3 separate regions of the Homo sapiens genome follow, and regions 1 and 2 are each linked to region 3. Evidence: chromatin contacts called from ENCODE Hi-C data. All regions are on one chromosome and are shown on one strand. The core of a region is the stretch at or near the end of the contact, and the rest is flanking DNA. Distances in the headings are between cores, read along the strand shown. Region 1 holds the start of CKAP4 (cytoskeleton associated protein 4). Region 2 holds the start of RIC8B (RIC8 guanine nucleotide exchange factor B). Region 3 holds the start of APPL2 (adaptor protein, phosphotyrosine interacting with PH domain and leucine zipper 2).

Evidence for each region. A loop is a pair of places that touch in the nucleus more often than their neighbours do. Pooled maps may share reads with other maps.
Region 1: a map of sigmoid colon shows a loop between it and region 3 (5-fold over the local background). The contact joins the promoter of CKAP4 here to the promoter of APPL2 in region 3. A Hi-C loop is called at or near these places in 2 of 168 maps with a recorded cell type or tissue (naive thymus-derived CD4-positive, alpha-beta T cell and sigmoid colon) and 12 of 50 pooled maps.
Region 2: a pooled map shows a loop between it and region 3 (9-fold over the local background). The contact joins the promoter of RIC8B here to the promoter of APPL2 in region 3. A Hi-C loop is called at or near these places in 9 of 50 pooled maps.

Annotation. Positions count from the first base shown.
Region 1 is chr12:106,245,447-106,250,025 of GRCh38, forward strand. It overlaps CKAP4 (cytoskeleton associated protein 4), which reads right to left and starts at 2,574. Exons shown (of 2, transcript NM_006825.4): 1 at 1,923-2,574. The coding sequence starts at 2,405. LOC124903008 (a long non-coding RNA gene) reads left to right here and starts at 2,826. Exons shown (of 2, transcript XR_007063443.1): 1 at 2,826-3,313; 2 at 4,225-4,579. RefSeq lists silencers at 1,720-1,809, 2,470-2,779, 2,810-3,149.
Region 2 is chr12:106,772,354-106,777,057 of GRCh38, forward strand. RIC8B (RIC8 guanine nucleotide exchange factor B) reads left to right here and starts at 2,329. Exons shown (of 10, transcript NM_001330145.2): 1 at 2,329-2,476. The coding sequence starts at 2,393. It overlaps LOC100287944 (a long non-coding RNA gene), which reads right to left and starts at 2,478. Exons shown (of 4, transcript NR_040246.1): 1 at 2,337-2,478. RefSeq lists enhancers at 1,478-2,029, 2,800-2,849 and a silencer at 2,240-2,469.
Region 3 is chr12:105,234,314-105,239,019 of GRCh38, forward strand. APPL2 (adaptor protein, phosphotyrosine interacting with PH domain and leucine zipper 2) reads right to left here and starts at 1,861. Exons shown (of 21, transcript NM_018171.5): 1 at 1,646-1,861. The coding sequence starts at 1,699. RefSeq lists silencers at 1,440-1,689, 1,740-1,879 and an enhancer at 1,744-2,244.

The DNA of each region.
Region 1 (4,579 bases), core at 1,324-3,823, 1.0 Mb after region 3:
CCAGCAGTATGTCTATTTTTTAAGAATGGTTTGACATTCAGGATAGGCAAAGCAGCACTGCCTACTTAATTCCCTTAGAAAAGTCACCTCCCTTGGCCTGCAGCGTTTAGCAGGCTGACTCATTCCAGTTGCTCTGCCAGTCTTTTTTTTTTTTTTTTTTTTTTTTGAGACGGAGTCTCACTCTGTTGCCCCGGCTGGGGTGCACTGGCAGGATTTCCGCTCACTGCAACCTCCACCTCCCGGGTTCAAGCAATTCTCCTGCCTCAACCTCCTGAGTAGCTGGGACTACAGGCATGTGCCACCACACCCCGCTAATTTTTGTATTTTTAGTAGACACAGGGTTTCACCATGTTGGCCAGGCTGCTCTCAAACTTCTGACCTCAGGTGATCCGCCCGCCTCGGCCTCCTACAGTGCCGGGATTACAGGCGTGAGCCACCACGCCCGGCCGTGCTCTGCCAGTCTTAAGAGGAAATTCCTGGTCCTGCACACTCAACAAAAGCAGAGAGCAACTTGGCAGGACAGACAGCATGCTGGGAAAAGGAGGCAGTGGCTCCGGGATCAGAAGTGGCGGGATTTTTTGTTTCAGTCTTGCAACCAACTTTCATTGAGCAATGACATAGTGGAGGGCGAATAAGATCAAAGGGGCTGTACTTGGTATGGAAAAACCACAGAAGGGTGGAAGCTAAGCACCTTCGCCTTGAGAGTTGGGTCCATCCATACCTGAAATGGACCCCTGTGGACCCTTGACGAACAGGGCAGTGGCCTAGACATTCTCGTGTGTCTGTCACTCACCAGCTGGGGACTTTGTCAACTCATTCCTCTGTCTAAACCTCAATGTTCTGCTCTGGGAAATGAAATCAAAACTGTTAGTCCTCCCTCCCAGGGTAGTTATAAGAATTAGATAATATGTGAGTGAGTAAGCATTCTAAACACCATATAAATGTGGCTAGAAGTATTATTCACCAGTATGATCTAGTATTTTTGGCCCTCCTCTTCCCCTAAAGCGGAAGTAGGGCCGGGCGCAGTGGCTCACGCCTGTAATCCCAGCACTTTGGGAGGCCGAGGCAGGCGGATCACTTGAGGTCAGAAGTTCGAGACCAGCCTGGCCAATACGGTGAAACTTTGTCTCTACTACTAATAAAAAATTAGCTGGGTATGGTGGCACATGTCTGTAATCCCAGCTACTCAGGAGGCTGAGGCAGGAGAATCGCTGGAACCTGGGAGGCAGAGGTTGCAGTGAGCTGAGATCGTACCACTGCACTCCAGCCTGGGCGACAGAGCCAGACTCCCTCTCAAAAGAAAACCCAAAAAAGCTGAAGTAGGACTACGTCAAAGGCCCACCTGGGCAGGCTGGTCCAATACAGGACAAGGGACCTAAAGATAGATGGTATTTCATTTGGACCTGCAAATGAGTAAGAATGCCAGCTCCGGGTCTATTAAAAACCCCGCTCGGATGTCTCCCACAGGCAGAGCTGAGGTGGGGCCTTGCCTGAGGCTTCCAGGGATGCGCTGGCTTCCCTTCCAACCTCCTTTTCAGACAGCTCTGCCCATTCAGCGGTTCCTAATGCAGAAAGAATGGGCTCCCCGGAGCCTGCCGGCTTCCTTACAGGTCACCGCTAATGCCCTGTGACAGGCCCTTGGCCCACCCTGCCAGGCGGGCCTGGGCATCCTCGCGGCGGCCCATCCCTCGGGGCCGATTCCTCCGCAGCCATTAACAAAGGGGGTCTGGGGACTGCCTCGGAACTAGGGGGCCGCGTGGAGTGGGATGTCTAGGCCAGGGCCCGCCAAGGAGGAGCGGCCGGCTCCCGCCTCCGGGCCTGGGCAGGCAGCGCTAGGGGCCGGTCGGGAAGCACGAAGGAGCCCGGCCGTGGGTCCGGAGGCCGCAGTCGATGGGGACAGTTGCGGGGCCGGGGGTACCCACCTTCTGCTCGACGCCCTGCAAGCCCTGGCCCAGCTCCTCCCTCTGCCGGGAGAAGTCCTGGTGGCTGCGCCGGACCTGCTGGACCTCCTCCAGGACGTGGTGGACGCACCAGCCCGAGAAAGCGGCCGCCGCCACCAGGGCGAGGTAGAAGAGAAAGTTGAGCGCCCTGCCGAGCCTGCGCGAGCAGGACGCCGAGGACGAGGCGGCGGCGGCGGCAGCGGCGGCGGAGGCGGAGGAGGAGGAGGAGGACTTGCCGCCGCCGCCGCCGCCGCCGCGGTGGCCGCCCTTGCCGTGCGCCTGGTTCTGCGGGTGCTGCTGCGGGTGCTGCTGCGGGTGCGGCGCGGGCGGCGGCGGCGGCTGCTGCGGCGCCGGCGGCGGCTTCTTCGCCACGTCATCCGCGCCGCCCGACGGGTGGGCACCCTTCTCCGAGGGGCTCGCGGCGCCGTGGCCGCCCTTGGAGCCCCTTTGTTTGGCCGAGGGCATGGCGGGCGCGGCGGCGGCTCGGGCCGCGGGCTGGGAGGCGAGCGAGCGCGGCGCGCGGCCCGGGAAACTTGCAGGGGCTCCCCCGGGACTGGGCGAGCGGCACGCGGGCGCTGCTGGCGTCGGAGCGGCGAGAGGACGCGCGGCCGGGGAAGGAGGCCGGGCCGAGGAGGCGGGAGGAGGGGGCCTGCCTCCGCCGCCGCGGCGCCGACCCCGCCTCCCGGTAAGGGAGGCCGAGCGAGCCGAGCCGGGAGAGCTTGCCACGCACGCCGGCCCGGCGGCCCCTCCTCCCCGCCGCCACGACCCCGGAGAGGGAGGGCCGGGCGGGGTCTACGGGGGCCGGGAAGCCGGCGCGGGGGTGGCTGGGCGCGGGGCGGGGTCCCGGCGGGGTCTGCGGAGGCCGGGGTGGGCACCGAGGTGGCCGCGAGGGGAGGGGAGAAGAGCGGAGCGGAGGGGAGGGGACGCGGCCGAGGTGGGGCTGGCGGCCCGGCGGGTTCCACGCAGGCTGGGGGCGGAGGGCCAGATCGACCCCAGCCGGGGCGGCCGAGCAGGGTCCACGGGGGTCGGGGATGGGCGGCCAGGCGGGGTCGGAGGGACGAAAGCCGGGGTGAACCTGCGCCGCGGGCCAAGCGCGACCCCCTCCCTTCCCGACCTGTGCGGAGAGGAGAGAAATGAAGGGGGGCGCCCAAGGAGCCCTGGCCCCGGGAGTGGGAGTCAGCGGGTGGGAACAGATCGCCCTTCCTTTCCGCTGGGAATTGGGGGACTCCCCCTGCTTTCACTCTCCCAGCCCGCCATGGGGTTGGGCCTTGTCCTTTGCCTTGGGTTTGAAGGCGGAGACAAAAAAGGCTGTCCAAAATCCAGCCAGCTTGGGAGGCATGGTTGATGCGAGTTAGCAAAGATTCTCGACTGTGGTAAGTCTGTTCAAGGGGACGCATTCACCAAGTGTCCCCGTTAGCCAAGTTAGCCTGCTGTGGCCAGCTCTTTACTTTTTCCCCCCGAAGCCCCTTCAGCTCTGTTTTCTCTTTCGGGGTCATGAAGTTTGTCCACGGCCCCTACTCCTGACAGCCTCTGGGATGGGTGCTGCGGAGGCAGCAGCAGCCACACAGAAAGAGGCAGATCAGCGTTGTCACCCCTACTTTTGTAAAAGGAAATCTGGTATTGCCAGGCTGTGTGGTTAGCGACTCACATATGTTCTCGAAATCTCACAAAAGCCCTGTGAGGTAGAAATTATTTTACCCATTTTATAGGAAGGAAATTGAGACTGAGCGAGCCGGCTTCGGATTGGCTCAAGGTCACATATAGTCATCATTCGAACCTCACTCAGTCTGCTTCTTTCTGAAGTCTGTGCAGCTTAATCACTTCAGAATGGGAAGGAAACGGGGGCCCAGGGAAGTTAAGCAACTTGCCCACTCACTCAGTCTAATTGGTGCCGGGGCAGGGACAGAACTCACTCAATTCCACTGCTTTCCCCAGTTTCTGGTGAGTGATGTGTGCCTGGCACTGTGTGCACCTGGCACTGTGTGTAGTAGGAATGCTGTTTCTTCTGTCTGTAACCTCCTCCCAGTTCTGTAAACAAAGACAAAACCATGCCCTGCCCTTAAAGCCTATAGGGTTCAAATGCCACCTCTTTGATGATGCTTTCCCTATAACACCATTTGATACCTCTCATGGGACTTAGCAAGTAATTGCAACGAGAGGCATATATGTTAGTTCAATATAGCAAACCTTTGTTGAGGGCCCACTGTGTGCCAGGTATGTCTCCCCTCCCTGAGGACTGGAAGCAACCATAGTTTATATTTCTCCTTCTTTCTCGCTTTATAAGGTGTTGCTAAAAGCCTCCAGTGAATGAATGAACACTTGTGTGCCTGCCCTCAAGGAGCCTGCACTACACTTGGAGATATATACAGAAACCTGTTGAGGGCTAACTTAGGTAAATTGGGAACATAAATGTAAAGAGATTTGGAAAGCAAACCATTGGCCTGTACATGGGCAGGCTTTGGGGGCAGAAAGACCTTGAGCAGTGCCTTGAAGAATGATTTGCATATGAGGAGAGCAGGGAGGATATTTCTGTGGCGGAAATGGGGTGAGCCCAGGACACCTGTTGGCCATGAGGGTGTGTTCTACATGTAGAGAAGAAAGAGATGAACTGGGTGGAGCGGGTCCAGATTGCAGAAGGC
Region 2 (4,704 bases), core at 1,079-3,578, 1.5 Mb after region 3:
TTTTTAAATCTCTTTTTAGAAGTACAGAGTTGGAGACTAAAAACATAGCCTATTTCTGGCAAACAGACATTTCAAAGACATGTGTCTGAAATGTCAGAGACCTTCTAAAAGAATTCTAAAGAGAAACATCTCTACGGAAATAAGATACTTTGTGCTCGTTTAATATCGTCTCTGGGAGACCCTTGCTCCAAAAATAAATATATGGATACCCCCAAAGCACTTAATTCTGTACTGGACACAGAGCAGGCACCCAAATACTTTGTTAACAGCTCTCAGTTTTTGTCCCAGTTCTTGTTACTTAACTCATCTGACCCTGTTTTCTTATCTATAAAGTGGGAACAATACCTTCCCCAATGATCCATTGAGATTAGAAGTATTAAAAAGTTCTGTAAACTGTTAAAAACAATTGCAAGATGTTACTATTAGCTTAGAAAATTAGCTAACTATTCCATGACCTTACTAAAATGTGCTTTTTGGAGAGATGGATTAAAATCTTTCTGACTTAATTTATTACAGAGCACCTACCCCAATGCCTGACTCAAATATGCTCAATAAATGTTTGCTGCATGGAAAGTATAATATACAGAAAGACCAAAAGCTCCATAAACTCAGGTCCCATGTTCGTTCTTATTTCCGAATTCCCAGTATCTAGCAGAATATCTACCACAGCATAGAAGAAATTCAATCATTAGATAAATAAACTTTTGCCCCCTCTAGTTCCTCTTCAGCACAGCTCAAGAGGGAGAGACTGGTAGGGGAGACATCAAGGATGATTATGGGTAAAGGCTGCTTGGAATGGAAAACTTGAAATTACTTGGAGAATTCATCCACTTTCCATCAAAAAAAAGCTTGGGAGAGCAGAAAGAGCACAGGCTCTGAGTTCAAATTCAGTTTCCAAAAATCTGCAATTTTGATAAATTAACCAACTAACCTCTCCAAGACTCAGTTTCCTCATCTTAAAATGAGAATAACTCATATGGGTGCTCACTAGAATGGAAGCTCCATGAAGGCAGGGACTTTACTTTGGGCCCACTGTATCCACACTGCATTTAACAGCACCTGGGCACAGCACAGGCTCTCAAATATTTGTTGAATGAATGTGTATGAAATTGATTGAGCTAACACAGGTGAAGTATTAACAGAGTGCCTGACACGTAATTACCACCGGGGCAATGGGAATCTTTGTCATCACCACCACCGCTACTGTATCGGTATTATTACAGTTCCCGGAGGTCGTAGAGCGGCCGCTTCGGGGGGAAAGGCCTGGTTTCAAACCTCGACTTTCCCATTCTCTGGCCGTGTGACTTAGGATAAATTACTGAAACTATTCGGGTTCCTTTTTATTTCCACAAAAATTTGTGTTGGGAGAATTAGAGGATATAGGGAAATTACCTAAGAGAGTCTGGAGCCCCGGTGGCACGAGATGCATGCTAGAGATTAGTATTAAGGCAGAAAATCGCCGAGTCCTCTTTTATCCAGATAACTGCCTTCAATTATTTCCCACATTACTGTAGCTGAGTACATAACAAGAACGCAAATAAGGGTGGAAGGAATTCCCGAGACCGAAACCGCTAAATGAGAAAAGGGAATTAAACCGTGCTTGACAGTTCCCACCAAGGGATGGCAGTTTCCGCGACCGTCGGCCAGTCCAGCCAGCCCAGCCAGCCGAGACTGAAGCAGGACAGTCAGCGACATAACGAACAAAACCGAAGCAGACGCTTAGACCCTCCCTCTAACGGTCTCCCCGCCGCTGGCCTCAGGCGGCCGCCAGACTCCCGTTTCCGGCCCTCGCGGTACCACAGTTCCCAGCATGCCCTTGGCGGGAATTCTTTCCGGCTGGATGACTACCAATCCCAGCATGCCATTCGGCACGCCAGTAAATTAGATGGAAGAGCGGGATAGCCCCATTGCATGCAGGGAATTGCAGTCCATTTAGCGGCTGGTTCATAGATGGGCGGGGAAGAGCCGGGTTGCTCTAGTCCTTTGAGAATGATTCATAGAGGAGGGTCAGGAAAGAAGAACGGTTCAGTCTGTGAAAGCCCCCTTAAAAGACTGGACAGTTCTCCGAGGGAGGGAGAGGCAGGAGAGCAAGCAGGGCCTTGGGCCTGACTCCGCCTCGGTCCGCTAGCCAGGCCTCGACCGAGTCCTGGGCCTTGTCAGGGGCGGCCGTGAGGCGCCGGTTGCTGGGGGAGCGGTGACGTCGCGGGGTGAAAGTTGAGGGGCGGTGACGTCGGGCCGGCCCGGGCGGAGGCTGGCGGGTTGGAGGCAGGACGGAGGGAGGGAAAGAGGGAAGGAAGGAAGCTGGGAAGGAGCGAGCGGGGGCGCGAGGCGTTTACCTGGAGGCAGCGGCTTGGGCGCGCAGAGCGGCCGCGGCTCCCCCGCACCTGCGGCCATGGATGAGGAGCGCGCCCTCTACATCGTCCGGGCCGGCGAAGCAGGGGCTATCGAGCGGGTCCTGAGGGATTACAGCGACAAGGTAAAGAGTCCTGGCCCCGGGCGTGCGGTATCGCACCCCCGGGCCGCCCTCCGTGCTTGCACATCGCATCCTTCCCCACCCCCCTCATTCCGGGGATGCGCATTGCTCTCCCCCGAAAACGTTTCCGGCTTGGGCATGCGTGTTTGTGCCCCCAGCCTTTTCCATCCATGCATCCTGCATCCCACTACCCCCACTGTAGCGCCCACTCCTCTGATTCCTGGCCCAGCAGCTTGACCTCCGGTCCTCCTCTCAAGCGTGCAAGTCACACCCCCGGAATCCGTAGATGTGCATCTGTGCCCCGTGCCCCACTCCTGGATGCATAAATGCATGAGAGGCTTCCTCACCTGTATAGCATAAAAATACGTGCTTCCCTGCATAAACACGGCCCTTGACATGCATCAAATGTATCAGCAACGATGGCAGTTTCTATACGTTTAGCACTGTACGGTTTTCAAGGCATTGATGTCTCATCTATGGTCTCCTTTGATCCTCAGAGTGTTTATAGGGTAGATGGTATCATCCTCCCCATTTTATAGATGAGGAAACCGAGGTGCAAAGAGCTGAAATCACGCCCAAGGTCATGGACATATAATGTTGTAAGTGGGTGGAGAATGTAACTCCTAATGATACCTGTTATTTGTATCGCATTAACAGCTTTCCTATCCATTATCTTATTTAATCTTACAGCAATCCTGTGAGGTATTATCTGCATTTTGCAATTGAGACTCTAGATTGGTTAAGTAACTTGCCCAAGGTCATACTTGGAGCTGGTATTCCAGTTTAGTTCTTTCCACTTCACAACTCTGCGTAAAAGAGTATCTTGTTATAAATCCCAGTCACTTCTCAGAACCTCTTTCCAAGAACCGTTAGCTCTTCATTACTTTTCCTTCCAGGAATTTTACATGCTCACTTCAAAAGATAGCCTACCACACCTTTATCCTTTGGTTTAGAAGACTGCTTTATAGGAATGACTGGCGACTCCCTTCTGTGAAAACACACCCAACACCAAGTCACAACCTAGCTGTTAATGTTTTTCTTTCTTTTGCCCCCGTACATCGTCTCCCCTTCAGTGTTTGCTTTGTGTCCACCACTGCATCCATCCACTTTGTATTACTGACAATTGGTGTCTTATTTTTGAATCTTTTCCACCCGGGGCAGAAATGGCATACTGGTGGCTGAATTCCCGTTTAATCTTCCCAACAACCCTGGGAGGAGAGTGATGGTATTCCCCAATTCACAAATGATAAAATTTAGAATGATAATGTGGTCCCAAGTCCACACAGCCACTGAGAGATAGAGCTGAGATTTGAATTTACGTTGTCCAACTCCAAGTCCAGCGAGCGCTCTTTCTGCCGTACTGTGTTGCTTTCCTTGGGAAGATTCATAGGTTCTATCTATTCATATCTTAGCTCCTTCACTTTCTGATACACTTTATTGTTGAACATGTCTGCCTAATTTAGGAATAACTCATTCAATGCATAGTTGTACATATTGTGGAGATTATGATTTAACCCGATTTATTACTGCTTTCCAGAAAAGATATAAGGCAGCTTCAAACTGATTTTCAGAAGCAAGAAATGCAAAGAGAACTTGGCCATTTGTTGAATCAACTAATGTTTATTTAGCACTTACTATATGCCAGATACCCAGCAATAAATAGGAATTTGTTTCTGTAGGGGAGGAAGGAGGAAAAACCTTCAACTGGATATAATCACGTTCTTTAATATTTCTCCTTCCCTTTATGGCTAAACTAATTAGACTCCAGATTTGCTTCCTCCAATTTATCTCTTCTCATTGGTCTCCCTCCAGATTGGTATCTACTTACCACTCCTGGCCAGGTGCTGTCAGAGCTTAAATCCTGAACATCTCCAGCTCCCCTTTTGTATTGGGAATGTTTTTAAGGTTGTTTTGCATGGTGTGTCTTGCTTAAGGTGGTATCTGAAGTGTTTCAAAAGATTCCCAAACCCTTGTAATTTTGGGATCAAGCCTGAGAGTGCTCTGACTAGATGTGAACTGGGTCAGTTAGCTCTTTCAGAAGAAAGCGCTCCCTTCTTTTTTGGAGACAGGGTCTGTATCTGTCACCCAGGCTGGAGTGCACTGGTGCAATCACGGCTCACTGCAGCCTCCATCTCCTCCCCCCCACCGACCCTCCCAAGTAGCTGAGACTACAGGTGCGTGCAACAGCACTGGGCTAACTTTTTAAATTCATTTTTTGTAGAGATGGGGTC
Region 3 (4,706 bases), core at 611-3,110:
GTAGATTAGGAAACTGAGCCAGCTACAGGGTGGAGATGAAGAGACTCACCCACATCACATCCTAAGTGAGCGTGAGAGCCAGAATTAGAACCCAGGTCTCCTGACTTGCTCTACAGTCCTGTCTACTTCCTCACAGCTGGGCAAATCCTTTAAGCCACTCACAAACAGTGTATATTCCTTTATGTTAGAGCTGGAAATTAAGAATATGATCTGTTTGTGAGGACAACATCAAGAATCAGTTAGTATAATCACTGTAACCTGGCTTAGGCATCACCATGTAGGTTAGAAAAGCAGGATATTTCTGTGCACCTCAGTTTCCATAAGTGCAAGGCAAACAGAGATCCTTGTTCAAAGTGATCATTTAAAATCTCACATTGCTATCTTCAGATTCCACACAACAGATATGAACATGGACAAAATGCCTTCTACCAAGGGCTTTAGTCTGATTAAAATGCCAGGAGTCTACAGCCATATAAAAAAGGGAGGCCTTGAAAAAGTCGTCCAGAGGATGCAAACTTACCAAAAAACAAAACAAACAAACAAAAAACACACACACAGCTTGCTTCCAGTTCCTTACTTATCTACACTAGGAGGATCACAAAAAATGAACAAAAGACACCTATGCATACAGCCCTTCGGACTTATTCTGAACTGTCGATGTAGGTAAATCCATACAAGGATCATCCTGGGAAGTATTATTCACTTAGAAGAAAAAGGGAAGGAACCCCAAAAGAGAGGGGAAAGTGTGAAACGAAAATAGGTTAATCTTATTCTAAGTTTTCAAGAGTTGAGACACTAGGAAATAAAGGCACTTATTTAAATAAACCCGGGATGCTGAACCAGGAGTGTAGGTACGAAGCTGGAGAAATGTTAAACAAAGGAGAACAAAAGACCCCTGGGGAAAGATGTGCTGAATTATGAACTAATGTCATCCTGCACTCATTTGCTATATTTACACACCAGTTTTCATCTGCAGAGCTCAAAGGACTTGACTCTCATCTCGAGTGTGCTAATGAAGTTCCCTTGTGCGACAAATGGGGCAGGTACTGTATTTTTCTCTTCACTAATGGGAAAACGGTGCCAAAAGGAGGCCTGGTACCGCCGGAAAAGAGATCCAGGCCCTCTGCCTCTCATTCTGGCTGGCACAAGTCTCATCACATCATTAGGAGTAGCAGTAATAAGACTGACTCATTATCTGTACCGGACATTGTCTGCTGACAACTTTACAGGTATTTCTCATTGACTTCTCCTAACAACCCTATGAAGCAGGCACAATTATTATTCCTATTTTACAGACGACAAAACTAAGGCACAATAAGGTGGTTTTCCTGAGGCACTCAGCTACTACATGGAATCAAAGTTTAGATCTCGCAGACTCAGTTGCAGCTGAGCTTGCAGGGGGGTCACGACATCAAGACTCCGGCCGCGGGGCTCTCTCCCCTGTTCCACAGCTCTGCCCCGGCTCAGGACTCAGGGCCCGGCCCGCCCCCTCCTCAGCCCGAGAGAACCCGGTGGGAGGCGCCGCGAGGGGGCCGGGCGCACTCCCGCGGCTGCCCGGCCGGGGGCGCGGCCTCCACTCCGGGGCTGGAGGGGCCTCCTCGGCCTCACCCCTGCGGGCGAGGGGCACCGGAGCGGCGGGAGGTACCTGGGGGCTGTCCTGCAACGCCTCCTCTAGCAGGAGCTTGTCCACGGCGGGCATGGTGCGGCGCGGCTCAGCCGAGGGCTGGGTTGGAAGGACAGAGGGCAGGAGACGCGGCGGCCGAGAGCACTCCCCGGCTCTGGGCTCAGGCGACGCGGCGGCCACTCCGTGCCCGCGGCGGCCCCGCGCGCGTCCACGCCTGGCCAGTGGCCGCCGCCGCCTGCCCGCCGGCCCAGCCCCCGGCCGAGCCGGATCAACAGGAAGTGTGGCGCGCCCGGCAGGGAAACCGGAAGTGTGGTGAGCTCCGGTCCCGACACCGGAAATGTGGCGCCCGCGCTTCCGCCTGCGCTCGCCGGCTCGCGGGGAGCGGGGGGCTCTGGGTGCCAGTCCCGTTGCTGAGGGAACCCTTCGGGTGTTTGTTCTCTGTGCTGAAGGTCCGTCAAGTCAATGCATATGAAGTCCAAAAGAGGAACTCGAGGGTAGAAAGATAAGGTTTTATCTGCTTATGGCTACCCAGAAAGCCTTTTGAGTTGAAGGAGCGAACAGATTTTTTCTTTTAATGGAAGGAAAAACCCACACTTCCCACACCACTTTTTCTAGATAAATTTCGACGCCCCTGAAACAGCTCTGAGAGCAAAGAGGTCGCCTATGCTATGGGAACAAAGAAAAGAGGAGAAAAGCTGGATAACTGACTCGTCTGTGATAATCAGAAATAACCACTTTGGAAACCACAGCTATTTGATGTGGTCATAATTAGGTCTCGTCCTCCTGGTTTATGTTTTGTGATTTTGGAGAATTTCATAATCAAATGTTTAGAATTGGAAGGGCTAGATAATCTAGGTTCCAGTGTTGTCATTTAGAGATGAGAAAATGGGACCCAGAGAAATAAGTGGTCTGCCCAGGGTCAGTTAGTAAACGCCAGAGGAAGAAAAGAAGGAAGGGAGAGGGATGGAAGAAGACTGGCAAGTGGAACGTGACACCTTTTTACACGGAAGGCAAGGGTTTCTGAAGTTCCTTCTTTAGAAGTTAATAAGACTGGCCGGGCGTGGTGGTTCACGCCTGTAATCCCAGCACTTTGGGAGGCCGAGATGGGTGGATCACGAGGTCAGGAGTTCAAGACCAGTCTGGCCAAGATGCTGAAACCCCGTCTCTACTAAAAATACAAAAATTAGCCGGGCGTGGTGGCATGCGCCTGTAATCCCAGCTACTCGGGAGGCTGAGGCAGAAGAATCACTTGAACCCGGGAGGCAGAGGTTTCAGTGAGCCGAGAGGGCACCACTGCACTCCAGCCTGGGCAACAGAGCAAGACTCCGTCTCAAAAAAAAAAAAAAAAATCATGCAGTATGTGTGTCACCAAAATCAACAGAGGGGATATGGTAATATATAAATTCTGCATTCTGCAGAGACCTCTTAGGTATATCAAGACCCAATCTGCATTGCTGACACCTCTGACAGTCTAGTATAGTAGCATGCTGCCTGATCACTTGAAAACTCCAAGGCCATTATTCCCTTGGTCTGGCCAGCGCCAACCTGACCTGAACCATTTTATGGCCTCCATCTACCATATTTTCCTCCACAGTATTCTTTCTTCCCTATTCTTTCTTGCCTCCACCATACTCTTGTCTTCCCTATAGGTGGAATCATGCTCACACCATATTTCTTCCCTTTCCTCTATTTTATACCGCCTGCCATTCAGTTCATTTTACCTCATCCAGTGTCCCAGACTCTCTTCTCACTGAAATCTAATTCCTCACGGCCAGACTCATGCTCTTCCTTCATCCTGATTGCGAGAACAGTACAAGGATAGTATTATACCCAGGGAAATAAATGTGCACATTTTAATTTGAAAATATGCATTACAAGAAGTTAGTGCCCTCAGAACCCTTGAAAGGGCTCAGACAGCCCCTTGGGAATCACAGCATTTTTCATGTACCACCTCATCTTCTAATTAAAGTTACTTTTCTTCAAATACTAGTATTCAACATTCAAAAATTGTTTAAGCTATCCCATTACTTTTCTGCATTTTCTTGCTACATTATGGGCTAAACAGCCTTAGTGGGATTTCTTGGAACTTAAGAACTGTTTACAACATTGTTTCTATGGGAAAATCTATCCCAAATTCAAAACAACTAAGTTACAAAAGTAGATCTGGAAATACAACACATGCATAAATGGTTTTAATTTATCTCATTTGTTAATTCATCCAATCATTCATTCATGTATTAAATATAGACTGCTCAGTGTTAAGCACTGTCTCCCACTTGTTTGATTCTCATTTAAATTCTGAAGGCAAATATCCTCTCCTTTGATAATCTGTGAGAAACTACATAAGAGGAATTTTTATGTCAACATGAACATTTAAAAATGTTTCATTAAAGAGTATATATCTGTTCCTATTAAACTATTATGCAGGTGGATTTTAGAAATCCACCCCACTGTCTCTGAAATCCCTGGTCAGCTGTGAAGTTGGTGACAGGAAGTATAAAGATGGACAGTCTGGAGTTGTCGTGATGTCTGAAGAGAGAGAGGATGAATTATATGGAGGTGTAACCTGTGACCCATTGAAGGCCAGTGGGGAAAAGGACACAGTGAGACACAAAAAAAGGACCCAGGATGGCCAGGTCAGAGAAGGCCTGGGGCTTCAGGAGTAAGAGAGAAAGGCAGGAGTGAAGAAGGCAGCTGTTTTGGGAGATGCTTAGCAAACTGCATGATAGGGCACACGCATTGAGATTCTTTCCTCTGCCAGTCAAGCCCTTTCTCCTGCCTCTTGTCTGACAAACCCAACCACAATCATCAAATCCCAGTTTAATGTGACTTTTTTGATGAAGTCTTCATTTACTCCTGTCCCCCCAAGCAGAATACATTTTCCTTTCCTTGAGTGTGCTTCAGTAGCACTTGCCGAGATAATTCTAGAATAACACTTACCTCTCTTTGTTTCCACCTCCAACCTTCCAGCTAGAATGGGTAGGAACTTGGTCTTATTTATTTCTGTAATTAGAGTGCCTAGTACATTACCTAGCACAAAAGCAGTTGCTTGATAAATACTTACTAAACTATAATGTGTTAT